3 separate regions of the Homo sapiens genome follow, and all the other regions are linked to region 3. A link is a loop called in an ENCODE intact Hi-C map of the cell type or tissue named here. Cell type or tissue: dorsolateral prefrontal cortex. All regions are shown on one strand.

Region 1 (5,000 bases), 73 kb after region 3:
CCCAGGTTAGCCTGGTCTACACTGAATCAGTAGCAGTAGCAGGGGAGTCAGCTTCATTAGTGTTCCCGACAAACTGCCTTATCTGGACCAAAGTGAGGCTGGCCTTAGAAGACCTGGCAATGAATTCTGGGCCTCACCAGCATTGGAAAAATAAAGCTTGGCTTCTATAGCCATTTATCTCTTCCTCAGCGTTCAGGCTGTCTGAGAGACGGCCGGCCTCCTGACACTTGAATGAGGTGTTGGGAACTGAATGATTTACTCCTCCTTCTCCTTACCTTAAAAAGAAAACTTCTAGGAGAAAGCAGGACTAACTTTAAGGGTGACAGTCTCCTCGTAGGATTCCAGGCACTGCTGCAGACCATTAGAAGGGAGTGGGAAAGGCAGGAGTCTGGGGCAGAAGTAGAAGTCATGGCTCACTCAAATTGTGCCAGTTAGGTGGTTGGATGCTTGCTTTAGATATGGGTTTCCCTACTTTGTTGACTCAGGGACTTGCCACATCAGTAGCAATAACAACAGGACAGTGCTTTACAGTTTAGTAAGTACAGTTCTCTCATTTTAGCTTTATATAATAACATTCCTGTAATTATCTCCCCCACTTTACAGATGAGGAAACTAATTCACATAGAGGTCAAGTGTTTAATCCAAGGTCACTGGTGGAACAAGACCCAAACTTAAGTCTCTTGATGCCAGTCCAGTAGCACTTGCTCATGGCTTCATGTAGTTGTACACAGAGCTTCCATCTTAGTTTACTAAGCTTACTAAGCAATTCTAATTTTTTTTTTTGAGACAGTCTTGCTCTATTGCCCAGGCTGGAGTGCAGTGGTGCGATCTTGGCTCACCGCAACCTCTGCCTCCTGGGTTCAAGTGATTCTCTTGCCTCAGCCTCCCGAGTAGCTGGGATTACAGGCACCTGCCATCACTCCCAGCTAATTTTTATATTTTTAATAGAGAGGGGGTTTCACCATATTGGCCAGGCTGGTCTCAAACTCCTGACCTTGTGATCTGCCTGCCTCGGCCTCCCAAAGTGCTGGGATTACAGGCGAGAGCCACCACGCCCAGCCGCAGTACTTCTTTTTTAAAGACAAATTTGAAAGGCCACTTGCCAGCTGCAGCCCTTGTAAAGCCAGGAACATTGTTCATGGCTAATACCAAGAGCAAATCAGGGATACCCAATCCCTACATGGTTGGGGAGGAAAAAAAAAAAAAAAAAAAGGAGTATCTTTGGAAATTCAGATTTTGTCCTTGTGGGAAGAGAGAAGGAAGAATTTGGCATCCTCTAGACTTTGGAGCGTGGTCTACCTAGGCAGCTGGGCACCAAGCCCAAGACCCAGAAATTCTGGTTGTGCAGGTAGTGCATCCTCGCAGGCTAGACTGAGTTGGCCAGATTAGGGGCATGGCTGTTCCTGGCCCCATGAGACCTTGAGGTGAAGCAGTAATGCCTCACAGGATGGATAGGGTTCTTAGATGAAGAATTCCTCAATGAATTAGAGTTGTTAGATAAGCTGGAAAGAAAAGGAGAGATGTGAAATGGGAATACATGCAGTTTCTGTCTCTTGGTTCTTGGCCTAGTTATTTCTAGTAAAAAGAATCAGCTTCATCTTTATCCCAAGTCCTCTGACTCGTCCTTCTGGTTCCTCCTAGTCTGGGGAAGCACAATGCTTTTAAATTCCAGGCCCACAGACTAGATGTAGGTGGTGGCCTTTCCTGAAAATGGGTTGCCATGAGAGCAGTCTGCCTGTGTTCTTTAAGGCATTTTCCCACTTTTAGGATTAACTTGAGTACTGGGAAAATAAAAGGAGGCAGAGTTTAGAAGATTTAGAAATCTCCATCAAATCTAGAAAATGGGGAAAGCATCCCTGGTCAAAGAACATGAAGAGTAGCATGTCTCCCACCAATCCATCTTACCCCTCCCAGGAGACCTAGCAGGACTGGAATATTAGTTGTCCCATGTGCCTCCTAGATCTCTGCTTTCCTCCTTGTACTTTCCACTCTACTGCTTCCGTACACTCTCCACATTCTCAGTAAAAAGGGAATGTATTCTCACTCCACATGAGGTAATCATCGTCTCTGCCTCTGTAATGCAGTCACCAATAGCTTAGGGTGTAGGGACTAGACTGGTGGCAAGTCTGTCTTTACCTTATTGGAGAAGAGTAAAGCACCCTGGAGCCCTCTGTGAGGTAACCCTCCCCCACATGTCCCATGTGATATTCTCTCTGGGCCAGGCAGAGGATTAGAGCAACCCTTTGTTATTAATACTTGAGCAGTGGACAGTGTGCTGGACAATCACTTATTGTGGTGCTCTGAAAGATCCTCTGTGGGCCAGGAAAGCCAAACCCAGATATTGACTAGCTGCAGCAAGCCCTTAGAGAGTATTAAGTGGAGCTCAGGAGCACCAAGCTAAGCCTAAACCTCCTTCATCCCCAGTTGTGAGTTCATGATACCTGTCTCTTTGGCTACCTGCCTCTCTACCTGCCTCTCTCATGCTAAATGCCACCTACGTCTGGACAGTGTGTGCGTACTGTGCCACTTTATTCTAGAATTAGGTAAAGAAATATTTTTCCTGCTAAGTTTAAAATACGTAAACCATTGTCCTTTCTCCAAGTGAACGGTTGCCATCACTCAACAAAGGGAAAATACTTTGTGCTATAAGCACAGGCAGGGGTAAACTTTTGAGTAAGTGGAGTCTTCACCAGAACAACAAACTGGAAAAGAAAGAAAGAAAGAAACATTCCATGTCTTGTCTTTCACTGTGTATGTGATTTGAGCCTTGGTGGTTAAGCATTTGTTTGTTTATTTCTGAGCCAGACTCCTAGTACTGAATTTTGTGAAAGTTCAAATAAGGACTTACTCATTGACCTTACTTCATCTACCTCCCAGCAGCTTGTCTCAATATCGTTGACTTTGGGTACTTGCCCAGAACACAAGGACTTTATTTTAATTTTACATTGATACTCTAAGGGGAAGCTAATGAGAAACAACTGACTGCCCATAGCCTTTAAGACTGGGGTTGGGAGGCAGGTCAGGGTTGATTCCTATAATCTTAGGAGATAATGTTTTTATTCCTGCTTGACAACTTGATTCAAACTAAAATCATCCTGCTACTTTCTGACCTGAGTGCACTATTTTCCTTTTTCACTAGCTACAGGATAAATCAAGCCAGGATCCAGGGGCATGTGCGAGGTTTGGAGGCCACACATGGGGCCATTCCAGGCAGCACTGTGGGCTAAGCCCAAAGCATCAGCCAGCAATAATTGCTAGAAACAAACTGAAAAGAGCAGGACAGGCTGTTGCCTTCCAAGGTAATCTCTATTAAGCATCCTGACCAGAAATAAGAGGAAGAAGCAGAGAACCCCTCAAACCCTGAGGGAGAAAATGAAGCGATTGTTGCAAGAGTCAGAGGAAGAAATCATGGTTACCTTGGGACCCTCCTCCAGGCTTTCCCCAGATAAGGCTAAGGCAGAGACCATGTGTGGCACCAAGAGCAAATCCTCTGGCCCTGCTGGATCCTTACCAGAGGACAACTCCCTGCCCCCTTGCTGTGGGTCAGCAGCCTTAGCCATTGGTGGAGATAGAGATGGGGACCTGGCCCAGCTTTGCAGCTTTGGGCAGCAGAACAACAGCCAGCTTCCTCTGGGCTCCACTGCCTATGTTTCAGGGTCTGGTTCTCAGGATCCCTCATCTGTCAGCATTACCACAAGCTGTCAGGAGCCCTCAGAGAGGAACCAAACCAAGACCCTTTTGTCCAGAGGCCATGGCCAAGGCTGTAGCCGTGAACAGCGGGAACCTTTGGGGGATGTAGTAGAATACATCATCAGAGAGCTGCAAGGCATCAGCCGTCTTCAGACTGAGATTGCTGAGCTGCAGCAGCACTTGAGCCAAGTCCAGGGTTCCGTGGATGAAGTCTCTAGCTGTGTAGACTCAGTACTGAGTGAAATAGAAGGCTTACAGGTGAGCACCTGTTCCCTGGCCAAGGTGTGTGAGGGTGAAAAGGCCCAGGAACCCCACGTGGACAGACCCAGTGAGGAAGCCATTCTGTATTTGTACGGACTTCCTGAACAAGATGGAGAAAATACTATGGAACTGGTGGAAAGCTTTCTAGCCAAGCACCTTTGTGTTAATGGCATGCAGTGCAACAGGTACATTAAAAAGGCTTACAGGGCAGGCACATCCCCTTCCCCTAGGCCCACTGTTGTGAAGCTTGCCCATCTAGAGCATAGAGACTTCATCTTGCAGAAATCCATCCTCTTGCAGAATGTGGGAGTCCGAATTGCCACCAGAGAAGAACCAAGCTGCCCACAGGGTAATAAGAATCCCCAGAAGGAGTCTATATCATTTTTTCAACAACAACATCAGGATTATAGTCAGACTTCTTTAAACCAGGATGAACCAGTTCTTCAGATGGAAACAGGGGACAGGGGACCCATAACAGGAACATATCAGATGAAGGCTCAGGATCAACAGAGAGAGCACCAGGCCCCTGAGCAGCAAGGCCCTTGCTTTCTACTCAAGAACAATTTATCAAAGGAAAGTGATGTGCCCAAGCTAGGGGATGAAATAAAAGGAGCATCAAGAACATCTCAAGTTATCAGTGGCAGCTGTGATGAACTGTCAGAGAAAAAGGCTTCTCTGTCTACCCCCCATCAGTTTGAGGAACCTGCCCTAGTATTAATCTCAAAAGAGGAGGCTTCTGGGAAGTCCCAGTTTTTCAAACAGTACAGCCAAAAACATGAAGCATGTAAAGTAGGAAAACCAGAAAATGACTGCCACGATAAAAGTGAGGCCAGCAGCTGCCTGTCATTGTCTGGGTTACTGAAGACAGAGAGAATAAACGCAGAGGACAAGCTCCTGGGCTGCGAAGCTGGGCTCGATATTCTGAGCTCAAAGGAACTAGAGGACCTTTTGGCAGACAAGTCCAGAAGGCTTGCAGCTCTGAGCTGTGACAGCATGATGGAGGAAATTATCATAGGGCCTGAGACTTTCAGTGACATGGTTCATATTGA
Region 2 (5,000 bases), 110 kb after region 3:
GATCCACTCACCTCGGCCTCCCAAAGGGCTGGGATTACAGGCTTGAGCCACCGTGCCCAGCCAAGTTTGATTTTTCTTGGCTGGTCCTATAGAGTTACTTGATGTGCTTAAAATTCAGATAGCTACCATTTTGATAGATGAATCTTGTTTCCTGTTTCCTTATGGGTATGCGGACTATACTAATAGCCTCTCCTCACACACAGATAAAGAAGAGAAGGTGGTTGGGGGTGGTACCACCTGGGCTTGGCCAGAACCCCTCTGGGCCAACAACTTGGTTGAATTACGATAGTCTTCCATATTCTTCAGTCTTGCAGGTCCACAAATGGATTTTTAAAAATCTTGTTCAGTCTGTCTGTGATGGATTCATATTACTTGAGTTGATATGAGACTGATGTCTAAGCAATGATGCCAGTGTGCACTTGAACCTGTTCCTTTTCTAGTGTCCAGACTGTTTTCCCTATCCAGGGTGTGCCCTTCCTGGGTTAAGGTACCTGAGAAGTTGAGTCATTACTCAGAATGTCACCTGACATTAATTCAGTATAAACTAGATAAAATAATTCTGACCCAACACAAAAATTACCATTTTGGGCATAAAGTTACTGATATCACCCCAATTCACTGAGTCTATGAAATCTGACTTTTTTGTACTAATGAATTTTTTGTTGTTGATAGAGCCTTTCTGTAGATGTGTAACTTATTAAGCCAGTCAAATATTTGTTCCATTTTGCCTCATCTCATTATGTATTGACTTAATCAACATCTACTCATATAATCAATATATGAGTTCTAGGAGTGGGATGCCAACATCCTGCAGGCATATGATTCCACGTTTAATTATACTTTTTCTATGAAAATCAGCTATTAAAATAGTATATGTTAGATATTTTAACATTTAAAAAGTATACACTATGGGAAATGTGTGTGGAATGTGGTTTAAAGAGAGACCCCTTCCTGCCTGTCCTGTTATCTTTCATATGCATCAGATTCTCCCTCCTATCATCACTGCTAGGCTGTGGCTGTATAACTGTTATGCACTACCCCGAGATAAGTCAGGAGACCTCAGACTCAAGAGAGAATGTGTTTGGAGTTTCTTCTTATCTAACTAAGATAAGTTACAGTCCCAAAGGTATAGAGATGCACTGGTCATGCCCTATTGACTCTCATATAGAAGGAGCCATTTCTCCCCCCAGGGACTTGGCTTTTTCCTTGTCAGTGTGAGATTTCCCAGATTGGGACAGAGCTGCAAAGAGATAGAACAGGGACTTTCTATCTCATTTTTTCCGTTACACTGTTTGTTGTTCTTCCCATGGGCAGGGATGTGTCTCCAACCCAATGCCTCCCGACTCTTTCTACTCATCCAGGGGTGGTTCTGTTTCTGTTATAGTTTAGGGGACTCAGACACAGGTTCTCTTTTTCTTCCCCTTTATTTGTTTCTCACCCTCAGAAAGAGAGATTTGTAAAACTGCTGGACCAGCTACACAACTCACTGAGGATCGACCTCTCTACATACAGGGTGAGTGAAGACACGGCTGTGGGCAGGATAATAGATATCAAGCACGGTCCCAGAGAGACTGTAGGCCAATCTTGGCTATAAAGATTGAGGCCAGGGAAAACTGGTCTGTGTCATCACATCCACCCAAATGGCCAATGCTACTGACACCTGTGGTTCTTTTAACTCCAGGGACCATGTGGTGTATAAATAGCAGCAGGTATGGTTAGTTTTTATAGACAGTTGTCTTTCCAACCTCATTCTTAACACTCTACTAAACTCTCTGGTGACATTCTCATTAGGGAGTTTCCTGAGGATAATCTCTTCCAGGAGTATCCTTTTAAAAAATTAGATACCTAATTACATTTCTTTTTTGCATTTTTCCATACTCTCCTCGTTTTCCAGCGGAGGTGTGAGAATCTGGCTAGGGGACAGAGAGTAGCTTGGCTTTTGCAAGTAATCTGTATCAGAGAGCATGTCCATTCCTAGTATAAAGGGAGGAAATAGGTATAGTAGGAGGATGGTTACTGGGACGGGACAGGATAAGGAAATGGGCAGTTTCTTAGTTCCTCCTATGTTAGATCTTAGAAATGGCTTCATTACTTGCTTTAAAGTGTGTGAATTTTCAGAACAGGCAATATATGCACATTAAAAAGTAAGTATAAAAACAACCTTAAAGTCAAAAAGAAATGAGGTTTTAATTGTCTGCACTCAAGTGCCCTCCATTTGCACAAATAATGGACAGCTGACTGTATATCTTATATTTGGCATATAAGTAGCCATTTGAAGGTTTAAAAACTGACCATTAATGTGAAGACAGGCTCAGCATCTCCCTTCAGCTCTTCATAGCAGCTCCCTCCTAAGACTCGTGCCAAAGTGAATGAAGTAAGGATGGCTGGAAATTCCTAAGGAACTCACTCCAAAAGCAGTTCTGCTCAGAGATCTGCCATCTGCTGGCTGCAGAACAGTAGAAGAGCTGGGTTCTATTGTACAAAAAGTACAGGTCCTGGACCTCAGTTTGGTCTGTAGTGTGGCTCCACTTATATTCCAGGATATACAGTTAGATTGTAATTTTCGAAGAACTCACTGTTGGTGTGTAAGAATCTTCATCCAAGAAAAAAGCATGTGTGTAAGTTTGTGTGTGCCTGTGTGTTCCTTTGTACAAGTGCTTATACATTGCATGGGAAGTAGGGCTGGAGGAGGATGTGTCACTTTCTAGGGTGGGGAGTATTAACCCCTGCTTTTGGCAAGAGCCTGTTTGCATCAATAGAAAAAAGAGAAGGAGACCTGTAACTTTACAGTGTTTTTGGCCAGCTCAACTAGAGAAAAACCCAGTAGGTAACAATTAGGGAAGCTTTTGATATCATCACTTTTGGCAGGGAAGGTTTTCATAGTCCTCTGTTCCTTTCTTACATTTGCTTGATTTGCAACAGAATAATTTCCCTGCTGGGAGTCCTGAACGGCTTCAGGACTTAAAATCCACAGTGGATTTGCTGACCAGCATTACTTTCTTCAGAATGAAGGTAAGAAATGGACTGGGGCTTGGGTGGTGCTGGGCTGGAGACCTGGCTACAGGAACGTGAAGAATGAGAATCATTGGGCAGAGTCTGAGGCTACAGGATTCATCACCTCTAAGCTTACATTTCTGTGTACCTGTTCCCTGGGTTACTTCTGAGAGAGCACATAGACTATGGATCCATGAGGATGGGGTGGAAGTTTTCCCTGTCAACTATCCTGGCAATTTCATCACAGGGAAAAGTCTAGGGACCCAGACAGGGATGAAAGAATCTAGAGTAGGTTTGGGGTAGTGCTAGGAGAATATCCCACCCAGGTGAGCAGGTCCTTGGGCCCATATTTCTTCTTTTAATTGGCAGGTACAAGAACTGCAAAGCCCTCCAAGAGCCAGCCAGGTGGTAAAGGATTGTGTGAAGGCCTGTTTGAACTCCACATATGAATATATCTTCAACAACTGCCACGACTTATACAGCCGCCAGTACCAGCTGGTAAGAGGTTCAGGATCAGGTGGGGCCAGCTGTCAGTGGCTCTTTGGAGCCTCAGTTTTCCTTCATGATGGTGGTGGAAAAGCACTCAGGACAAAGTACTTGATGTTCTCAAGGGTGAGTGAGTTGTGGAGTATGAACCATGTGGACCATGTGAGATATGTGGATGGAAAGAGACCCCTGGGCAAGATGAGACATACCTGAATTGAACAGAAATGGCAACAATAATGATGTTGAAGAAAGTAAACCTAAATTCATGCACAGTTCAGGGGTTGAGTAGGGGAATTCTCAGTCCATCCCAGAGTCTTTTTTTCTCCCTCAAGTTTAACTTTATTCTGACTCTTGCAGACTCTTGTAAGTTCTGGGCTTCCTTCCTCTGAGATCTGAAGTGGTCTCTGAGCTGCTGGCTCCTGGAAGCTTTACTTTTCCCTCTAATTACTTCTCTCTGAAATGTGTGGTTCTTCTGGGTTGTATTCATCCACTGGCTATCAAGACTGACCCTATCCTTCTGTGAGGCTGAGCTACTTCACCTGTTTTAGCCTGGCACCCTAAGTCAGTACCTGGTGACTTAGTACATTTTCCCAGATCCTTCTAATAGTGTCCCCGATCCATGCTCCCAACTTATTTGAAAGCCAGAACTTACTTCTAGCTCCAATTACTCAATTACAGTTCCAATCTTAGGAGTTTCTTGCTGACCATACATTTGCAGAGTGGATTCCCTTCAGTCCAACAAATATTGAATGTTTGTTCTAGGCCAGGTCTGAGGAGAGCACAGTGCTCCTTCAGTAAGTTTGCAGTCTCATAAACATATATATAACTCTAATCAAAAGAGTCTGTTTGAAGGGCCTTGAAAAAGGGATAAGATTAAAGGAATTCCAAGGAGGAAGAGTCTTTTCGCACTCTTGATCAGATACCAGGAAAAGCTACATAAAACAAGGAACATTTGAGATAGACCTTAAAAGGCAGTGGGATTTGGACAACCAATGATGGCAGGACAACCTAAATGTCTTGGACATTTATCTTTAAGTAACTACATCCAATTTGTAAAGCTTCCTAGGAACACCCTCATAAAGACTAAGATCTTGTTCCTACTGCCTCTTCTCATTCCCAAGTGTACTTTCTGTGCCAGCCATGTATTTAAGGCTTCTTCCTTTTAAGGTTTCTAAAGCCTCCTGTTGATTCTGAAATCCATGGGAGGTTTTCCTGAGGCCTTTGTTTTACTTGATACATTCTAGGCTCCTCTGTCATCTGTCTATGAAGTCTCTGGTTGAGGAAAGACACTGTTCTCATAAACTATTCAGGGATACTCTTTAGCCTTTGTATTTTAGTATCTGCTTTTTACTTTCTCTCAATTTCATTTTTTCCTTATTCCATATTTACACTGGCATAAACTCTTGATGTCTTTTAAAATTTCCATCTGTTGACCTTCAGTCATTGGTTTATTCGTCCATTCATTTACTTAACAGAGCATTAGAGACATAAAGTTGAGTAAGAGACATTTCAGCCTTTGG
Region 3 (5,000 bases):
ACTTCAATAGATATCATGGGTTTGGAGCTTTTTGTTCAGTGTCCTCTAGGTTAAAATTCTGCACTCTCAAAGTCATTTGTGATTTAAAGTTGTAGAATGTATTGGTTTTCTTGTTAGTTTTGAATTCTTTTTTTTTCTTTTCTTTACCTTGGCTGGATAAAGTTATGAATTCTTGATGGCCACTTTGCATGGTATTGTGAAGAGCAGCTCAGAGTCTTTTTTTCTCCCAAGTCTCCCAACCAGTTATCTTTTTCTGCATCACTTGTTTCTAGGAAATGGGTAAACTAGAGTTAAAACTTTGGTCAGCTTGACTCAAATGTCTGTGTTCTTTCCGCTATACCACCACCCTGTGGTGGCAAAAATCTCATGGGATATAATTTGCCATTCAGAAATATGTGCTTTTCTTACGTGGCTACTGCCCTTTGTTTTAATTAAAATTAATTCATTTATTGAATAGGTAATATACTTTGTATAGGAGTTTTAAAATATTAAAGGGAGTATAGTAAAAAGTCTCCCTCCTGTTCCTATTCCCCAGCCACTTGGGTCTTCTCCCCAGAGGTAATCATCGTTAGCATTTTCTTGTGAATCATTCAAGAGGTTTTACTGCTGTTCGAATATACAGGTATATACATTAGAGAGATCTTTTGATTATTCTTTCCATCCTTTGAATTGGTTTTATTTACTCATTCATTTATTCTGAGATGGAGTCTCGCTTTGTTGCCCAGGTTGGAGCGTAGTGGTGTGATCTCGGCTCACTGTGACCTCCGCCTCCTGGGTTTAAGTGATTCCCCTTCCTCAACCTCCTGAGTAGCTGGGATTACAGGCGCCTGCAACCACACCTGGCTAATTTTTGTAGTTTTAATAGAGACAGCGTTTCACAATGTTGACTAGGCTGGTCTTGAACTCCTGACATCAAATGATCTGCCTGCCTCAGCCTCCCAAAATGCTGGGATTACAGTGAGCCACTGTGCCCGGCCTGAATTGGTTTTAGAGTACCAAATACTACAATAAAATGTCCACAGCTAACTTATAGTTGAGATTTGAATACTTCTTGATCAGTGTCTTTTTTGGGTTCTCACTCTGTTCTAAGGATTTATTTAAAAGCCACAGGGGCTAGGTGCAATGGCTTGTGCCTGTAATCCCAGCACTTTGGGAGGCTGAAGTGGGCAGGTTGTTTGAGCTCAGGAGTTCGAGACCAGCCTGAGCAACATGATGAAACCCGATCTCTACAAAAAATACAAAAATTAGCCTGGTGTGGTGGTGTGTGCCTGTAGTCCCAGCTACATGGGAGGCTGAAGCGGGAGGATCACTTCAGCCCAGGAAGTTGAGACTGCAATGAGCCAAGATTATGCCACTGCACTCCAGCCTGGGTGACAGAGTGAGAGCCTGTCTCAAAAAAAAAAAAAAAAAAAGGCATAGGGAATAGATGGTTTATTTTATTTTCCCTGTTGCTTTCCATAGCAAAGATCTGTTTCCCAAAATCCTGGCCTTGAGTACAATAGAAATGTTTCCTCTGTCTGCACTCACCCTCCTAGAATGACTTTCACACATTTATTCCTGGGTCAAGAACTTCTGCAGTTTATGTCCATAGAATATGTTAGTTTCCTCACTAATTTTGAATTCGTTGTGGTCACTTTTTGTGGTGTTGTGAAGAGTTATTTTTTTCCTCTTCCAACATACTGAGTCCCTTTCTTATTTTAAACTTTGTAAAAAATAGAAATACGTAACATGGGTACTATAAAAGTCTTCAAATGATTCAGAAATGTGTAATATAGAAAGTGAAAGTACTCTTCAATTTCCCCCTCTATTCCACTCCGGGATAACTAGTCTTCACAGTTTCGTGTATATTCCCCCAACATTTTAATTTTTATTTTTAAAAAATGAGTCAAAAATTTAATTATGCGGTGTCTTTCAATGATAATTGTTTTCCCTCCCACAAAGGCCAAATTGTTCTTTTTGTCTGAATTACAAAAGAATAAATGTAAAATACAAAAGTTTTAGAGCATAATAATGAAACTAATACCCATTAGCCTACCACTCATCATTATCCTTTAGTATAGTTTAGTAATGTACTCAGAAGTTTTTCTTAGATTTATCATGCTCCCTGAGTGACAGTGTTTTCCTTCATATGGGACTGGTGAATTGCAAGTGTAGGGACATAGTCTTTGGTTTCTTAGTTTTGCTGTCTGATATGTTAGGTACTCAGGGAGTGACGCTTGGTTGTTTGCCCCTGAGGGACCTCATCCCATCCAGGTTTTAGGGAAAGACAATTTAACCTTTAGAGGAAAAAAAACAATGATCATTGAATAAGAGTGTAATTTGCAGTATTTTCTGGAAGATGGCATCCTTTTTCTTTGGGTTGGAAATTTACTTTCTCCAGAGCTTGTAGATTGCTAGAAAGCTTCTGTAATTGTGACTACTAGACTCATATTCAGGCGATTGAGACATGAGTTTGGCAATAGCTAAAGCTTTGTTGGCTATATTGTAAGGTAATTTATAAGCATTAGAATGCTCAGGGGTATCCCTAGTAGAAATGACATTGAAGCAGATGCCAGACAGAGAACTGTCATACTTTTCCTAATTTTTCCTGTGAAGCTTTGAGACTTCAGCATTACAGAAAAGAAATCCAGAGCCCTGAAGTACAAAGGAGCTTATCCATTATAGAGCTTTTCATTTTCTCCTTTGCAAAGGCTTTTATATTTTCTCGGGGGGTTCTTGTTCTTAGTGAGTAGCTATGTAAACCAGGGAGTATATTTGCAGAGGCTAGGAAAGAATTAATGGGAGAATGCAAAAACAATCAAAAGATCTGAATCACAACCTAGACTCAAGTCCGAAGAGGTAAATATACAAAGACAGCAACTTGAATATGTAATTTATAATTACATATTCACATTGTGTACACAGTAATACCATGGAAAGTACCCTCAATGGGTACACAGTAATACCATGGAAAGTACCCTCAATGGGTACACAGTAATACCATGGAAAGAAGGAAAGTCCCGAGGTGGCAAAGGAATAAATAAATGGTTAAGAATGGCATAAAGTTTGTTCAAGAAGGCTTTCCAGAAACATATGTTTAGAAATTACTTTTGAAAGAACTAATCGAGATGTGTTCATTGAAATGAGAGATTGTTCACAGTAGTATAAATGAAAAGAATGAGGAGAGGATTACAAAGATGCAGGACACACTGGCTTAGAGTACAGTGATGTCATAGTTGTACTTGCTAATCTGCCAGAGGAAATGAATCCTCTTGTTGTTGTTGGCCTTCAAAAAGCCAAGATGTACAGGGCTCGCCCAGTTTGGCAGATTCATTTCTTTGGGAGCCTTTTCTTTCTTTTACTCCAGATACGTAGAGTCCTCATTATCATCTATCACCTTCTCTCTGTTTAAATGTGTCGTAGAATTGAAAGTTTTGAGCCGCTTAAGATTTTGGTGGCTAAAATTTTGTTGCTGTGATGGAAGACCTGTTTCTGTGAACACTGGAAGCAGAAGAGCCTTATGATTACTTTTTACTTATTTACCCAGGACCACATGCCCTGCAGGAAAATAGGATTGCATGACCAGCTGGCCTCCACTCTGCAGATTCATCCACTTCTTCAATGTCCTCTATTTCTCCTTCTCATTTTTAAAATCCCAGAAGGCATAGGTCCCCAGGTCATATACTTCTTTTGCCACCTTCTTCTACCTTTTTGCCACTTTTTTTTTTTGTCTGAGCCTTCTATATTGGCTCTTGCATTAAAGCATCCTAATCATTCTGGAGTTCCATAGGTAGCTGATTCTTGTTTATCTTATAAGTAGGATATTTTCCCCATTTTATTTTATTTTTTGAAAGGAAACATGTGCATAAGGTACAAAATTCGATGTAAAAATGTATGCTATGAAAAACAGCTTTTTTTCTGTACCCTGTCCTTTAGCCATACAGTTTCTACCCAGAGGTAACCACTACTGCCATTTACTGTGGATTTCTCTAGAAAGAGTTTATGCATTCACAAACATATAAATATATATTCCCCCACCCCCATGAATGGTAGTATGCTATGAACTGTGTTTAGTGTCTTGCTTTTTATCATATAATATGTATGACTACATGTAGGGAACAGGTTCATAATAATGGACATTTTAAAAATTGAGGTGAAACTCATGTAGCATAAAATAAACCATTTTAAATATATAATTTAGTGACATTTAGTACATTCATAAATTGTAGAACCATTACCTGTCTAGTTCCAAAACATTTTTATCCCCCTCAAAGGAGACCTCATACCCATTAAACGGTCACTCTCCATTCTCTCCACCCCTCACCGCTGGCAACCACTGATCTACTTTCTGTCTCTATGGATTTACCCATTCTCGATATTTCACATAAATGGAATCATATAGTATTAGGCCTTTTGTGACTGGTTTATTTAGCAGCATAATGTTTTTGAGGTGCATTCACCATTGTGGCATGTATCAGTCCTTTATCCCATCTTATGGCTGAATACTAATTCATTGTACAGATATACCATATTTTGTTTATCCATTCATAGTTGATGAAATATGTTTTTTTTTAAACCACTTTTGGCTATTGTGAATAGTGCTGCTATGAACAACAGTGTACAAGTATTTGAATAGCTGTTTTCAGTTCTTTTGGGTATATACTAGGATTAGAATGGCTATTAATGTACATTTAAGTTGCTTCCAGTATTTGCAGTTACAATACTGAAATTGATATTTTATATACATAATTTTATACATGTGTGAATATATCTGTTGGATGAATAGCTAAAAGTGCGATTGCTGGGCCAAAGCATTGTACATTTAACAATGCATTTGAATTTTGAAATATGTTACAGAATTGCCCACTATGGAGGCTGTACTATTTATATTCCCACTTACAAAGTATGAGAGTGCTTCATCTTTCCTTAGCTTTTAGGAATAGTCACCCTTCCTACAAAATTATATTGCAGAGATGGCACACTGAGGATAGCCATAGGCAAACAGTTCCTGTGCCATGATT

Evidence for each region. A loop is a pair of places that touch in the nucleus more often than their neighbours do. Peaks named below come from ENCODE experiments on the same cell type or tissue, not always from the same donor. Only the 100,000 strongest peaks of a DNase experiment are listed, where the experiment ranks them.
Region 1: a loop joins it to region 3, with 3 times the contacts of the local background. A loop is called at or near these places in 6 of 110 quality-filtered maps.
Region 2: it touches region 3 in a loop (3-fold over the local background); 3 of 110 quality-filtered maps call a loop at or near these places.

Annotation. Positions count from the first base shown.
Region 1 is chr9:35,348,155-35,353,154 of GRCh38, forward strand. All of the region lies in intron 11 of UNC13B (unc-13 homolog B), which reads left to right. Among named protein-coding and RNA genes, the nearest start is that of RUSC2, 140 kb to the right of the region's middle. In dorsolateral prefrontal cortex, no CTCF peak of the experiment used is centred here; a DNase peak (open chromatin) is centred at 2,247; H3K4me3 peaks cover 905 bases; H3K27ac peaks cover 706 bases.
Region 2 is chr9:35,382,802-35,387,801 of GRCh38, forward strand. It overlaps UNC13B (unc-13 homolog B), which reads left to right. Exons shown (of 40, transcript NM_001371189.2): 22 at 1,445-1,513; 23 at 2,923-3,012; 24 at 3,364-3,492. Among named protein-coding and RNA genes, the nearest start is that of RUSC2, 100 kb to the right of the region's middle. In dorsolateral prefrontal cortex, a CTCF peak has its summit at 2,438 (motif pointing left); a DNase peak (open chromatin) is centred at 2,444.
Region 3 is chr9:35,274,913-35,279,912 of GRCh38, forward strand. The region is part of intron 7 of UNC13B (unc-13 homolog B); the gene reads left to right. Among named protein-coding and RNA genes, the nearest start is that of UNC13B, 120 kb to the left of the region's middle. In dorsolateral prefrontal cortex, a CTCF peak has its summit at 2,326; no DNase peak of the experiment used is centred here; H3K4me3 peaks cover 2,422 bases; H3K27ac peaks cover 2,674 bases.